Regions from separate parts of the Homo sapiens genome. Here region 2 is linked to region 1. Evidence: chromatin loops called from intact Hi-C (ENCODE). Cell type or tissue: CD14-positive monocyte. All regions are shown on one strand. Each heading gives the region's core, and the rest is flanking DNA. Links, peaks and the distances in the headings are about the cores only. Region 1 overlaps DENND5A (DENN domain containing 5A). Region 2 has its middle 11 kb from the start of TMEM41B.

Region 1 (7,423 bases), core at 930-5,929:
CTAGGCTCACTGCAACTTCTGCCTTCCGGGTTCACGCCATTCTCCTGCCTCAGCCTCCCGAGTAGCTGGGACTACAGGCGCTCGCCACTGCGCAGCCCAGCTAATTTTTTGTATTTTTAGTAGAGACGGGGTTTCACCGTGGTCTTGATCTCTTGATCTCCTGACCTCGTGATCCGCCCGCCTCGGCCTCCCAAAGTGCTGGGATTACAGGCGTGAGCCACTGCACCCGGCCTTTCAATTTTTTTTATGATTTCATTTTATCTACTTTGTTGGTTTACTAGCTATAACTTGTGTTATTTTAGCAGTTGCTTTAGGATTTATAGTACACATTTAACTTATCACAGTCTACTTTTAGGTGATACAATATCACTTTCCACATAGTATAAGAACTGTACAGAACTGCCAGGCACAGTCATGTGCACCCATACTCCCAGCTGTTTGGTAAGCTGAAGGGGGAGGGTTGCCTGAGCCCAGGAGTTTGAGTCCAACTTGGATCACATGATGAGACCCTGTCTCTAAACAACAACAAAAAGAACTTCACAAAACTCTATTTCCATTTCTCTCTTCCTAGCCGACGTGCTATTGTCATCTATTTTACTTTTACATATGTCATAAACCTAACACTACATGGTCATTTTTGTTTAAACAGTCAATTACCTTTTAAAGGGATTTGAATAATAAGTACAAAATCTAATACATTAACTGTGTAGTTAGCATTTCTGGTGCTCTTCTTTCTTTTCTGTAGATCCATACTTCCATCTGGCATTATTTTCCTACTGCCAGAAGGACTTCCTTTAACATTTCTTGTAGTGTAGATCTGCTGGTGATGAATTCTTTCAGCTTTTGTAATTCTTTTGTCTTTGAAAGGTATTTTCCCTGAGTATAGGTTAATAGCTTTTTCCTTTCAGTACTCTAAAGATGTTGCTCCAGGCCAGGCGCGGTGGCTCACTCCTGTAATCCCAGCACTTTGGGAGTCTGAGGTGGGCAGAACACTTGAGGTCAGGAGTTTGAGACCAGCCTGGCCAACATGGTGAAACCCCGTTGCTACTAAACATATAAAAAAAAAAAAAAATTAGCCAGGCATGATAGTACGTGCTTGTAGTCCAAGCTACTCAGGAGGCTGAGGCACAAGAATTGCTTGAACCCGGAAGGTGGAGGTTGTAGTGAGCCAAGATCACACCACAGCACTCTAGCCCGGGCGACAGAATGAGACCCTGTCTCAAAAAAATAAAAATAAAAAAAAGATGTCGCTCCTCTGTCTTCTCACTTTATAATTAGTTTATTCTCATGCTGCTATGAAGAAATACCCAAGACTGGGTAATTTGTAAAGGAAAGAGGTTTAATTGACTCAGTTCCGCATGGCTGGGAATGCCTCAAGAAACTTACAAGCATGGTGGAAGGCACCTCTTCACAGCACAGCAGGAGAGAGAATGAGTACCAGGAGGGCAAATGCCAGATGCTTATGAAACCATCACATCTATGAGAACTCACTCACTATCGCGAGAATAGCATGAGGGAAACCGCCCCTGTGATTCAGTTACCTCCCACTGGGTCCCTCCCACCACACATGGGGATTATTACAGTTCAAGTTGAGATTTGGGTGCGGACATGGAGCCAAACCATATTACACTTCCATTGTTTTCTGATAAGAAATCTGCTGTCATCCTTAATTTTGATCTTCTCTATATACAAAATGTCTACTTTCTCTACCAGATTTTAAGATTTTCTTTTTATCACTGATTTTGAGCAATTTGATTATGATGTGGCTTGGTGTAGTTTCCTTCATGATTCTTGTGCTTGCAGCTCATTGTGCTTTTTAGATCTGTGGATTTTTTGTTTACGTCAAATTTGTAAAAATTCTGGCCAGTATTTCTTCTAGTAATTTTTCTGTTCTCCCCATCCCTACCTTAGGGACTGCAGTTACACATACATGTAATATCTGGGATTGCGTAGTTATCCCAGAACCGCTGATACTCTTTTAATGGCAACAGTTTTTTCTCTCTCTCTGTGGCTTCTTTGGGATCATTTCTCTTGCTATGGCTTCAAGCTCACTTATTTTTTCTCCTGCATTGTTGAGTGTGCTTTTAACCCAGCCCGTGTATTTTTCATCTCAGATATTACAGCTTTCATCTTCAGAAGTTTGAGTTCCATGTTTCTAGTTTTTTGTTGTTGATGTTGTTTGTTTGTTTGTTTTTAAGAGGTTCTGCTTTGTTGCCCAGGCTGGAGTGCGGTAGTGTAATTATAGCTCACCATAACCTTAAACTCCTGGGCTCAAGTGATCTTCTGGCCTTGGCCTCCTGAATAGCTAGGAATAAAGGTGTATGCCACCATGTCTGGCTCATTTTTTTTTTTTTTTTGAAGAGATGAGGTCTCACTATGTTGCCCAGGCTGGTCTTGAAGTCCTGGCCTTAAATGATACCCTCACTTTGGCCTCCCAGAGTGCTGGGATTACAGGCGTAAGCTATCAGGCCCTGGTAATCTTTGATTAGATGCCAGACACTGTGAATTTTACTATTTGAGTCCTGGACACTTCCATATTCCTATAAATATTCTCAGTCTTTGTTCTGGGATGTAGTTAAGTTACTTAGAAATAATTTGATTTCTTTGTGCTTTCCTCTGGCAGGACCAGAGCATCCTTTAGGCTGTGATTAATTATCTACTACTGAGGCAAGACCCTCTGAGTACTTTACTCAGTGCCCCATGAGTGATTAGGTTTTCTAGTCTGGCAGGTGGGGACAGGCATTATTCCCAGCCCTGTGTGAGCATTTTGTATTGTTTCTCCTAATCCTTTCCGGTGATTCTTTCTCCAGCCTTGAGTAGTTTCTTTACTTGCGTGAACTGACCCATTACCCTGCTGAATGCCCTGCAGATCCCCTGGATTCTCTCTCTTCTCTGGTACTGTTCATATGAACTCTAGCCACCTTGGTCTCCTTAACTCAGGGAGTCCACCAGTCTCTGCCTAGAACTCCCCTCCCTGTGCCACAGCCTGGAAGCTTTCTCTAAGCAGTTAGCTGGGATAGTTCTAGGGGTTACCTCATTTGTTACCTGTTTCTCAGGGTCCTGCCCTTCATTGCCTGATGTCCAGTATTCTGAAGTTTATCATTTTATATTATTTTGCATGGGTTTTTTCCTATTAGGCAGGAAAATCAGTCCCTTTTACTCTATCTTGGCTGGAAATGGAAGAGTAGCTAGATTCTTAAAGAATGTTTGACTTGATTTATTTGTGTGTGTATTTATGTGTGTGTGTGTGTGTGTGTGTGTGTGTATTCTCATCCAGAGAAAGCAATTGAGCTGCGTCTGGCAAAAATTGACCATACTGCAATTCACCCACATTTACTTGACATGAAGATTGGACAAGGGAAATATGAGCCGGGCTTCTTCCCTAAGCTGCAGTCTGATGTACTTTCCACTGGGCCAGCCAGCAACAAGTGAGTCAACCCCAGGGATTCACTAATCCAACTCCCTAGCTGTAATAGGGTCATCTAGTATCTGGGCTAGGGCTGTTACCCCTAGAAGACCTTGTACTTTTCTAAAGCAGATATGGAGAAGACCCAGACTATCTAGGTGGTTTGCTTATTTGAACAAGAAAGTATGTGACAGAATATCTTTCAGTTCTGCCTCCACTATGCAGATTGGGATAGCTCCATATGTCTAGGACCTGCAAAAAGCTGCAGATGGGTTAAAATCATCTCATGCCTGGATCCCATTCAACAGCAAGCTAGCATTGTATTTAATAAATGGCAGTTGAAATAATCAGAACCTGAACTGAAAAGTAGGTAAGTTAGCAGAATTACTCATTAGTTACTTTTGAAGATGACTGTATCAAAGCCCAGATAGAGTTAAGTGAATATAGTTTTAGATCTATATGTCAAGTGTTTGTAGATGTTTCAAGAGAGACATGTTCCATGAGGAGGTGTCTCTCTCATGTCCAGTCACTCATCTTTAATCTGCTCTTCCTCAAGGTCTCTGAGCTGTCTCTGGTGACATCTAGGTCATTTCCTGTGTCCAGCATTGACTCGTAGTCATTCATGTTTTCTCCTGTTAGTTGACATTGCTTTTTAAGTGAGACATTATTAATTGCCTGCTTTGGTTCTGATTGTGTTAGGTGGACGAAAAGGAATGCCCCTGCCCAGTGGAGGCGGAAAGATCGGCAGAAGCAGCACACAGAACACCTGCGTTTAGATAATGACCAGAGGGAGGTAAGATACCTTAAGAATGATAAGGATGACCTTGCTATCATGCTGTGCACTCCTTCTCTTTCTCATTTCCTGTTCTCTGGTCTGATTCAAACGTCTCAGCAATGACCTCACCCCATAAAGAAGGGTTAATAATAGGTCTAGTTCCTGATATCTAATGCTGGGCCTGGGTTATCACAAATCAGAATGTGGGATGTTTTGCAAATTCCAGCTAGCTACTAACCGATTGTAATTTCTCATGCATGATGCTCCCTGAGGAGTTCAATAGGAACCTCAGAAGTTAAGAGTCTGAAACTTGGGAGAAATCCTTTAAAAATTGGTGTGAGTTTTGTGTGTGTGTGTGTGTGTGTGTGTGTGTGTGTGCGTGTGTATATAGGAAAAAAGTTAATTTTTTTTAATTCTTTTTTTGTTTGAGACAGAGTCTCGCTTTTATCGCCCAGGCTGGAGTGCAGTGGAGCGATCTCGGCTCACTGCAGCCTCCATCTCCTGGGTTCAAGCAATTCCCCTGCCTCAGCCTCTTGAGTAGCTGGAATTACAGGCACCACCTCAACGCGCAGATAATTTCTGTATTTTTAGTAGAGACGGGGTTTCACCACGTTGGCCAGGCTGGTCTCAAACACCTGACCTCAGGTAATCCGCCTGCCTCATCCCCGCAAAGTGCTGGGATTATAGGTGTGAGCTACTGCGCCCAGCCCAGAAAGAAGTTAATTTTGTTAGAGTTTTTTTCCTACTGTTTCTTACCTTAAATTGAAACAGATAATCTTGACTTTTTTTTTCTTCTTCTTCTTTAAAAGACTAAAGGAGAGGAACATTATTATCAGGTACCTGGAAACCCAAGATTCTTGAATTTACCTCCTGAATCTTCATTGCTTGTAAGCTGAGTTTCTCAGCTCTACTGTAACTTGCTTCTTAAGTTTCTAGTTATAAACTTCAGGTTGTAGACCCTGCCTTACTTAGTTGCAAAGAAGTTGTGAAAATGAGTGTTAACTTCAGAAGCCTATTTCAGTAACTTATCTTTGAGAAAAGACCCTGTAATTTTCATCTTGCACAGAGAGAACCCAAGAAGGCATACTGTTTTCATGTGTCTGGCAGCTCAGTGAATTGGAAAATAAATAACATATTCTCCCTTTGCTATGTTTTTAATGAATAAATTAAAATTGTAAGATATGGTTATGAATCTTCAACTGCTGATTTATAGGATACAGTTGCACTGGGATTTTTTTTTTTGTGAGAGTAGCATAAGAAATTTTGGTTATTTGTGTTATTTTAAAAGTCTGTCTTCCACCTAACCTCCTCATTACTATTTTCAGCAGTGTTTATTGACCACATTTTCTTGGTCAGAATCACTGAGTGTATTAGTCTGTTTTCATGTTGCTGATAAAGGACATACACAAGACTGGGCAATTTACAAAAGAAAGATTTAATGGACTCACAGTTCCACATGGCTGGGGAGGCTTCACAATCATGGTGGACAGCAAGGAGGGAGCAAGTCACGTCTTAACGTGGATGGCAGTGGGCAAAGAGAGAGCTTGTGCAGGGAAATTCCCCCTTATAAAACCATCAGATCTCATGAGACTTATGCACTATCACGAGAACAGCTCAGGAAAGATCTACCCCCGTGACTCAGTTACCTCCCACTGGGTCCCTCCCACAACATGTGGGAATTGTAGGAGCTACAATTCAAGATGAGATTTGGATGGGGTCACAGCCAAACCATATCACTGAGGTATCAAGGAATTCTTTGCTAAAGACAAAAAAAAAAAAAATCACTGAGGTTAACACTTTGAAATACAAAGGTGACAAAAGAGGTTAGTCTTGTCCTCAGGGAATACCAGTTGATATAAGGGAGCAAAATCAGATAGAAAGATAACTTCAAGAGAATAAGCTTTTGAAATGACCATATGAGGAGCAAACCAATGTTTGATTACTGATTAGAGAAAGCAGAGGTTACTTCTACTTGGGGTCATCATCAAACAAGATGATTTGGAAGAGGAGCAAGCATCTCTTTAAGCCTTAGAGAATGATGGGATTGTTAGAAGAGCTTTTATTTTATTTTGAAATGGGGTCTTACTCTGTCACCCAGGTTGGAGTGCAATGGTGTAACCTTGGCTCACTGCAACCTCTGCCTCCAAGGCTCAGGTGATCCTCCCACCTCAGCCTCTCTAGTAGCTGGGACCACAGGCACACGCCACCATTCCTGGCTAATTGTTTGTTGTTGTTGTTTTGGTCTTTTTTGTATTTTTGGTAGAGACAGGGTTTCTTCATGTTGCCCAGGATGGTCTCAAACTTCTGAGCTCAAGTGATCCACTCGCCTCAGTGCTGGGATTACAGGCCAGAGTCACTGCTCCTGGCTGTTTTTCTTTTTCTTTTTTTTTTTTTTTTTAATCTTTCATCTCCCTGGAGCTATAAGAAGAGCATTTCAAGTAGAGGACATGGCAGGATCTAAAGTTTGGTGTGTAAATGTGTAAAGGAGGCTGTGGGCAGAATATTTTGGAGGAGGGTGGTATGGAGATAGCTAACAAGTTAGGAGACAGGTAACAGCAGTCCAAGTAATAGTAATTGGACCCTAACCTTGGGGGGTTGGTAGTAGAGATAGATTAAGGGGCCATAAGATAGAATGGACAGAGTTATGCCACTGGAATAAATATGGGGGAAGGGAGAAGTTTAGGGTAAAAATGTTGGTTATGAACCTACTGAGAGGATATCAGATTGCATTTTACTGCATTGATGTGGGTTCTGTGTTAAACAACATATGAAGAAGAATCACCAGCACATTATACAAAATAATTGCAGTTGTTGTTTTGAGTGTGCAATCTTATTTTCCAGGCCTTAATTTTATACTTTATGATAGAAAGGGTAGATATCTTTGATACGGGCAGAGGAGTTAAATTCTTCTCAGCTTGGTGGGGGAAATTATTTTCTCAGTGTTACTCAGAGATTTGAGATTTGCTGTAGTCATGTGTTTTTTGACTCTTGTATCTTTTTTTAATTTAATTTTTTAAATTTTTATTTATTTATTTATTTTTTGTGATGGAGTCTCGCTCTGTCGCCCAGGCTAGAGTGCAGTGGCGCGATCTCAGCTCACCACAACCTCCACCTCCCGGGTTCAAGCAATTCTCCTGCCTCAGCCTCCTGAGTAGCTGGGATTACAGGCATGCACCACCACACTTGGCTAATTTTTATATTTTTAGTAAAGATGGAGTTTCACTGTGTTGGCCAGGCTGGTC
Region 2 (7,423 bases), core at 1,460-6,459, 150 kb before region 1:
TGACTCCAGCCACCACATTCTAATCTATTTTTAGGACAACATCCTCCTTCTCTGGCTCTCTGAGAAACTGCTCTTCTTTTTCTGTTTCTAAACTATTTCCATTCCCACCTTAGCCTGAGGTCTCCTCATCTGACAAAGCAAAGCTTAGGGGTTCCATTTCCTGCCCACAGCCCAGGGAGAAGATGCTGTTTTCACTAAATTCCTCTAGTCAAGGAAGAGGTAAGAAGACTTCACATTATATTAAATTATTATTATATATATACATATACATATATATATTTTTTGAGATGGAGTCTGCTCTGTCGCCCAGGCTGGAGTGCAGTGGCACGATCTCGGCTCACTGCAACCTCCGCCTCCCAGTTTCAAGCAATTCTCCTGTCTCAGCCTCCTGAGTTGCTGGGATTACAGGTGCACGTCACCACATCCGACTAATTTTTTTGTATTTTTAGTAGAGATGGGGTTTCACCATATCTGTCAGGCTAGTCTCAAACTCCTGACCTCCTGATCCACCCACCTTGGCCTCCCAAAGTGCTGGGATTACAGGCGTGAGCCACTGTGCCCACATGATATTAAATTAAAGAAGCATAGCAAAAATTGTATGCCCACTAACATTACAAGCATTTAAAATCTTTTTGCTTTAATTGCTTTATTCTAATTATTAAGGTAACACAAACCAATTGCAAAAACTTCAGAAAATACAATATAGGCGGGGCGTGGCAGCTCACGCCTGTAATCCCAGCACTTTAGGAGGCCATGGTGGGTGGATCACCTGAGGTCAGGGGTTCGAGACCAGCCTTTACAACCTGGTGAGCCCCATCTTTACTAAAAATGCAAAAATTAGTTGGGCGCGATGGCAGGCACCTGTAATCCCAGCTACTCAGGAGGCTGAGGCAGGAGAATTGTATGAACCCAGGAGGCGGAGGTTACAGTGAACCGAGATCACGCCATTGCACTCCAGCCTGGGCGACAAGAGCGAACCTCCATCTCAAAAAAAAAAAAAAAAAAGATTGCTTTGGCTATTGGGGGTCCCCTGGATTTCATATGAATTTTAGGATCAGCTTGTCAAATTCTGCAAACAATCTAGCTAGGATTTTTTTTTTTTTTTTTTTTTCGAGACGGAGTCTCACCCTGTTGCCCAGGCTGGAGTGCAGTGGACCGATCTTGTCTCACCACAATCTCTGCTTCCTGGGTTCAAGTGATTCGCCCGCCTTAGCCTACCAAGTAGCTGGGATTATAGGCATGCACCATGATGCCCAGCTTTTTTTTTTTTTTTTTTTTTTGAGACGGAGTCTTGCAGTGTTGCCCAGGCTGGAGTGCAGTGGCACAATCTCAGCTCACTGCAAGCTCCGCCTCCTGGGTTCATGCCATTCTCCTACCTCAGCCTCCTGAGTAGCCGGGACTACAGGCGCCCGCCACCATGCCCAACTAATTTTGTTTTGTATTTTTAGTAAGATGGGGTTTCACTGTGTTAGCCAGGATGGTCTCGATCTCCTGACCTCATGATCCGCCTGCCTCTGCCTCCCAAAGTGCTGGGATTACAGGTGTGAGCCACAGTGCCTGGCCTTTTTTTTGTATTTTTAGTAGAAACGGGGTTTCAACATATTGGCCAGCCTGGTCTTAAACTCCCGACCTCGGATGATCCACCCACCTCGGCCTCCCAAATTGCTGAGATTACAGGCGTGAGTCACTGCACCTGGCCTGGAATTTGTTTTGTTTTTGTTTTTGTTTTGAGACGAAGTCTTCCTTTGTCACCCAGTCTGGAGTGCAGTGGCACGATCTTGGCTCACTGCAACCTCTGACTGCCAGGTTCAAGTGATTCTCTTGCCTCAGACTCCTGAGTAGCTGGGATTACAGGTGTGTGCCACCACATCTGGCTAATATTTGTATTTTTAGTAGAGTTGGGGATTAGCCATGTTGACCAGGCTGGTCTGGAACTCCTGACCTCAGGTGAGATCTGCCTGCCTCTGTCTCCCACCGTGCTGGGATTACAGGCATGAGCCACGGTGCCTAGCCATACATGTATGTCTTCTTCTGAGAAGTGTCTATTCAATTCCTTTGCCCATCTTTTTCCTTTTTTTTCTATTGCTACTGCACAAATTAACCTTGGTCCATTATTTAATGGGTTTCCTTGGGTTTTGCTTGTTGATTTAAGTTTCTTATTGATTCTGAATATTACACTTTTGTCAGAAGCATAGTTTGCAAATAGTTTCTCCCATTTTGTAGCTTCTCTGTTTACTCTGTTGATAATTGATTTTTCTGTGCAGCTCTTTAGTTTAATTAGGTCCTACTTGTCAATTTTTGTTTTTGTTGCAATTGCTTTTGGAGTCGACATCATGGAGTCTTTGCCTGGGCCCACAACCAGAATGGTATTTCCTAGGTTTTCTTCTGAGTTTTTATAGTTTTGGGGTTTTACATTTCAGTCTTTAATCTATCTTGAGTTTATTTTTGTATATGGTGTAAGGAGGGGGTATACTTTCAACTTCTGTCTGTGTCTAGCTAGTTATATCAGTGCCATTTATGGAATAGGGAGTCCTTTCCCCATTGCTTGTTACTGTTGGCTTTGTTGAAGATCAGATGGTTGTATGTGTGTGGCTTTATTTTTGGGTTTTCTAATCTATTCCATTGGTCTACGTGTCTAATCTATTCCATTGGTCTATGGTACCAGTACCATGCTGTTTTGGTTACTGTAACCTTGTAGTTTGGTTTGAAGTTGTTTTGGCTTTGGATTGTTTTGGCTATTTGGGCTCTTTTTTGGTTACAAATGAATTTTAGAATGTCTTTTTTTTTTTTTTTTGAGATGGAGTCTCGCTGTGTTGCCCCAGGCTGGAGTGTAGTGGCATAATCTCGGCTCACTGCAACCTCCACCTCCTGGGTTCAAGCAGTTCTCCTGCCTCAGCCTCTCCAGTAGCTGGGATTATAGGCACCCACTACCACGCCTGGCTAATTGTTTTGTATTTTTAGTAGATATGGGGTTTCACCATGTTGGCCAGGCTGGTTTCGAACTGTTGACCTCAAGCGATCTGCCCACTTCGGCCTCCCAAATTGCTGGGATTACAGGCATGAGCCACCGTGCCTGGCTGTATATTTCTAATTCTGTGAAAATTAGAATTTTTGAACTCTTGACCTTAAGTGATCGGTTGGCTTCAGCCTCCTTTGGGAGGCAGGTGGATCACTTAAGGTCAGGAGTTCAAGACCAGTCTGGCCAACCTGGCGAAACCTTGTCTCTACTACAAATACAAAAATTAGCCGGGCACGGTGGCAGGTGCCTGTAATCCTAGCTACTCGGGAGGCTGAGGCAGGAGAAACTCTTGAGCCTGAGAGGCAGAGGTTGCAGTGAGCTAAGGTTGGGCCACTGCACTCCAGCCTGGACGACAGAGTGAGATTATGTCCCTCGCCACCGAAAAAAAAAAAAAGAAAGAAAGAAAAAGAAAAATGTCAATAGTAGTTTGATAGAGATAGCATTGAATCTGTATTGAATCTGTAAATTGCTTGGACAGTTTGGCCATTTTAACAATATTGATTCTTCCTATCCATGATCATGAGCATGGAAGATTTTTCAATTTGTTTGTATTGTTTCTAATTTCTTTCAGCAGTGTTTTGTAATTCTCATTGTAGAGATCTTTCACCTCCCTCCCCGGTTAGCTGTATTCCTAGGTATTTTATTCTTTTTTTTTTTTTGAGATGGGAGTCTCGCTCTGTCACCAGGCTGGAGTGCAGTGTCAAGATCTTAGCTCACTGCAACCTCCACCTCCTGAGTTTAAGCAATTCTTCTGCCTCAGCCTCCAGAGTAGTGTGCACCACCATGCCCGGCTAATTTTTGTATTTTTTTTTTTGAGACAGAGTCTCGCTCTGTTGCCCAGGCTGGAGTGCAGTGACGCGATCTCGGCTCACTGCAACCTCCACCTCCCGGGTTCAAGCGATTCTCCTAACTCAGCCTCCCGAGTAGCTGGGACTACAGGCACCCACTACCACACCTGGCTAATTTTTTTGTATTTTCAGTAGAGACAGGGTTTCTCCACGTTGGCCAGGCTAGTCCTGAACTCTGTACCTCAGGTGATCCGCCCGCCTCAGCCTCCCAAATGCTGGGATTACAGGCGTGAGCCACTGCACCCAGCCAATTTTTGTATTTTTAGTAGAGACGTGGTTTCACCATGTTGACCAAGCTGGTCTCGAACTCCTGACCTCAGGTGATCTGCCCGCCTCAGGCTCCCAAAGGGCTGGGATTACAGGCATGAGCCACCATGCCCGGCCAATTTTTGTGTTTTTAGTAGAGACATGGTTTCACCATGTTGGCCAGGATGGTCTCGATCTCTTGACTTCCTGATCTGCCCGCCTCGGCCTCCTAAAATGCTGGGATTACAGGCGTGAGCCACCGTGCCCGGCCTAATTTTTGTGTTATTAGTAGAGACAGGGTTTCACCATGTTGGCCAGGCTGGTCTCGAACTCCTGACCACAGATGATCCACCCGCCTTGGCCTTCCAAAGTGCTGGGATTACAGGCATGAGCCACCAGGCCTGGCCATGTAAGTGTTTTCAACATCAGACTTTGTTTTAATCTCTGCTGAGCAACAGACTCATATTTAATGCTGTAGTGTTTATAGGCATTTGGAAAGCTTTCATGTATTTCAAAGGCCTTCATTGTACAAAAACATGTTGAGAAAGGCACTGTCCTGAATCACCAAAGGGCGCTTATAGTTTGGTGGCAGATAAGAAGTCATTAAAATATAATTAGATAATTACAAAAATAGTGGCAATCCAGGAGAGAATGTACCTATCAGGACAAGAGTTGTGGCAATCCAGGAGAGAATGTACCTATCAGGACAAGAGTTGACCTTAAGTCAACTCTTCAAAGATAAGCAGTAGTTGATCTTAGGAAACACTAAGCAGAAAACATTAAAGGCAGGCTGGGTGCGGTGGCTCACACCTGTAATCCCAGCACTTTCGGAGGCTGAGGTGGGCAGATCACGAGGTTAGAAGATCGAGACCATCCTGGCTAACACGGTGAAACCCCGTCTCTACTAAAAGTACAAAAAATTAGCTGGGCGTGGTGGCAGGCACCTGTAGTCCCAGCTACTCAGGAGGCTGAGGGAGGAGAATGGTGTGAACCTGGGAGGCAGAGCTTGCAGTGCGCTGAGATCGCACCACTGCACTCCAGCCTGGGCGACAGTGCAAGACTCTGTCTCAAAAAAAAAAAAAGACATTAAAGGCAAAGAGTTAACTCCTGCAAGGACACAGAAACACAAATGAGTATGACATGTTCAGGGTACTTACTACATGTGGTTCAAAATTGTTTCACTCATTCATTCATTTGTTCATTCATGTTGGATTCAAAGTCAGCTGGATCATTTGAGGTTATGTCAGATCATGAAGGGCTTCAAGATTATTATTATTATTATTATTATTATTATTATTATTATTATTTTCTTTTTTGAGACAGAGTCTTGCTGTTGCCTAGGCTGGAGTGCAGTGGCATGATCTCGGCTCACTGCAACCTTCTCCTCCTGGGCTCAAGCAATTCTCCCGCCTCAGCCTCCTGAGTAGCTGGGATTACAGGTATGTGCCATCACAACCAGCTAATTTTTGTATTTTTGTAGAGATGGCGTTTCACCCTGTTGGCCAGTCTGGTCTTGAAGTCCTGACTTCAGGCAATCCACCCGCCTTGGCCTCCCAAAGTGCTGGGATTACAGGTGTGAGCCACTGCACCCGGCCCAAGATTATTTCTTGGAGACCGCTCTAGCAACAATATGGAAAACTGATTAGAGGTGAATAAGAAGAGAAATCATGATATCTAAATAAAGAAAGAGTAAGGAGGCTGGGCACTGTGGCTCACACCTGTAATTCCAGCACTTTGGGAGGCTGAGGCGGGTGGATCACCTGAGGTCAGGAGTTTGAGATCAGCCTGGCCAACTGGTGAAACCCCGTCTCTACTAAAAATACAAAAAATTAGCCGGGCGTGGTGGCGGGCGCCTGTAATCCCAGCTACTTGGGAGGCTGAGGCAGGCAGGAGAATTGCTTGAACCCGGGAGGTAGAGGTTGCAGTGAGCCGAGATCATGCCACTGCACTCCAGCCTGGGGGACAGAGTGAGACTCTGTAAATAAACAAACAAACAAACAAATAAAGAGTAAGGAGTTGGAGACCTGCCTGGACCTGGCATTTGAATGGATGGGGGTGTGAATATGTCGACCTAAAAGGAAGAGGCTGAGGCACAAAATATAAAGAGTTTACTTGAGCCCAAGTGAGGACAGCTGCCCAGAAGACTCAGACACAAGTAACCTTGGAGATGAGCTCCATCCAGGCTTTGTTACAAGTAGGGTTTTGTTTAAGGTAAAAGAGGGGGACAGGGAGCAGTCTGATGCAAAATTGTTTGTCAGGAATTCTCATTGGTTTACACACATAACATTGATTAGTGATTGGCTATACATTGTTAAACTACAGTGTGCGGATTATTTGTGTCCAGTGCATCATTTTTAGGTTACTTTATAGCTACTTGTGGCAATTGCAGGCAGTTTCAGGAGAAGAATACATAGCTTGTAAGGGAGGAGTAGGACATGATTGGGGTCTCATTTGAATGTCTTTCTGGGCCTGACAGTTTAAAGGACTTGCATTTCTCAGATAAAAGTTTTTCTTTTCTCAAAGGACAAGAAGGAATTCATTCATTCATTTCACAAGTTGAATTTAACAAATGTTAAATGAGAATTCTTAGATTTGCCTGAGCAAAAGGGGAGCTCGTGGTGTCATCTGCAACGTCTGTGAATACAGGGAGTGGATAAAGTTTGAGAGGTAATATATTCATTTCAGATTTGGATATGCTGAATTTGAGATGTTCGTGGTACACCCTGGCGTAAATGTGTATTAAGTTCTATGTATATCATTCTGGCATTTAAGATAAACATTTGTCATCTGTGTATAATACGCGGTTGTTGAAGTCATGACCTAGATGTTGCCTAGAAAGAGTCATAGGTGAGGCCGGGCGTGGTGGCTCACGCCTGTAATCCCAGCGCTTTGGGAGGCTGAGGCGGGCGGATCATGAGGTCAGGAGTTCGAGACCAGCCTGGCCAACATAGTGAAACCCCATCGCTACTAAAAATACAGAAATTAGCCAGGCGTGGTGGCACGGGTCTGTAGTCCCAGCTACTTGGGAGGCTGAGACGGGAGAACTGCTTGAAACCGGGAAGCAGTGGTTGCAGTGAGCCAAGATGGTGCCAACATACTCCAGCCTGGGCCACAGAACGAGACTCTGCCTCAAAAATAATAATAATAAAATAACCAAAAGCAGTGGACATGGTGGCGCACGCCTGTAGTCCCAGCTACTCTGGGAGGCTGAGGTGGGAGAATCGCTTGAACCCGGAAGTTCAAGTGAGCTGAGATCGCCCCACTGCACTCCAGCCTCGGCGACAGAGTGAGACTCTGTCTCAAAAAAAAA

What was found. Hi-C counts contacts between places; a loop is a spot of excess contacts. Peaks named below come from ENCODE experiments on the same cell type or tissue, not always from the same donor. Only the 100,000 strongest peaks of a DNase experiment are listed, where the experiment ranks them.
Region 2: it touches region 1 in a loop (2.1-fold over the local background); 3 of 110 quality-filtered maps call a loop at or near these places.

What each region holds. Positions count from the first base shown.
Region 1 is chr11:9,166,632-9,174,054 of GRCh38, reverse strand. It overlaps DENND5A (DENN domain containing 5A), which reads left to right. Exons shown (of 23, transcript NM_015213.4): 9 at 3,278-3,428; 10 at 4,106-4,199. Among named protein-coding and RNA genes, the nearest start is that of SCUBE2, 79 kb to the right of the region's middle. RefSeq lists an enhancer at 3,710-4,909. In CD14-positive monocyte, for the core only: no CTCF peak of the experiment used is centred there; a DNase peak (open chromatin) is centred at 3,974; H3K27ac peaks cover 2,188 bases.
Region 2 is chr11:9,321,696-9,329,118 of GRCh38, reverse strand. No RefSeq gene overlaps it. Among named protein-coding and RNA genes, the nearest start is that of TMEM41B, 11 kb to the right of the region's middle. In CD14-positive monocyte, for the core only: no CTCF peak of the experiment used is centred there; no DNase peak of the experiment used is centred there.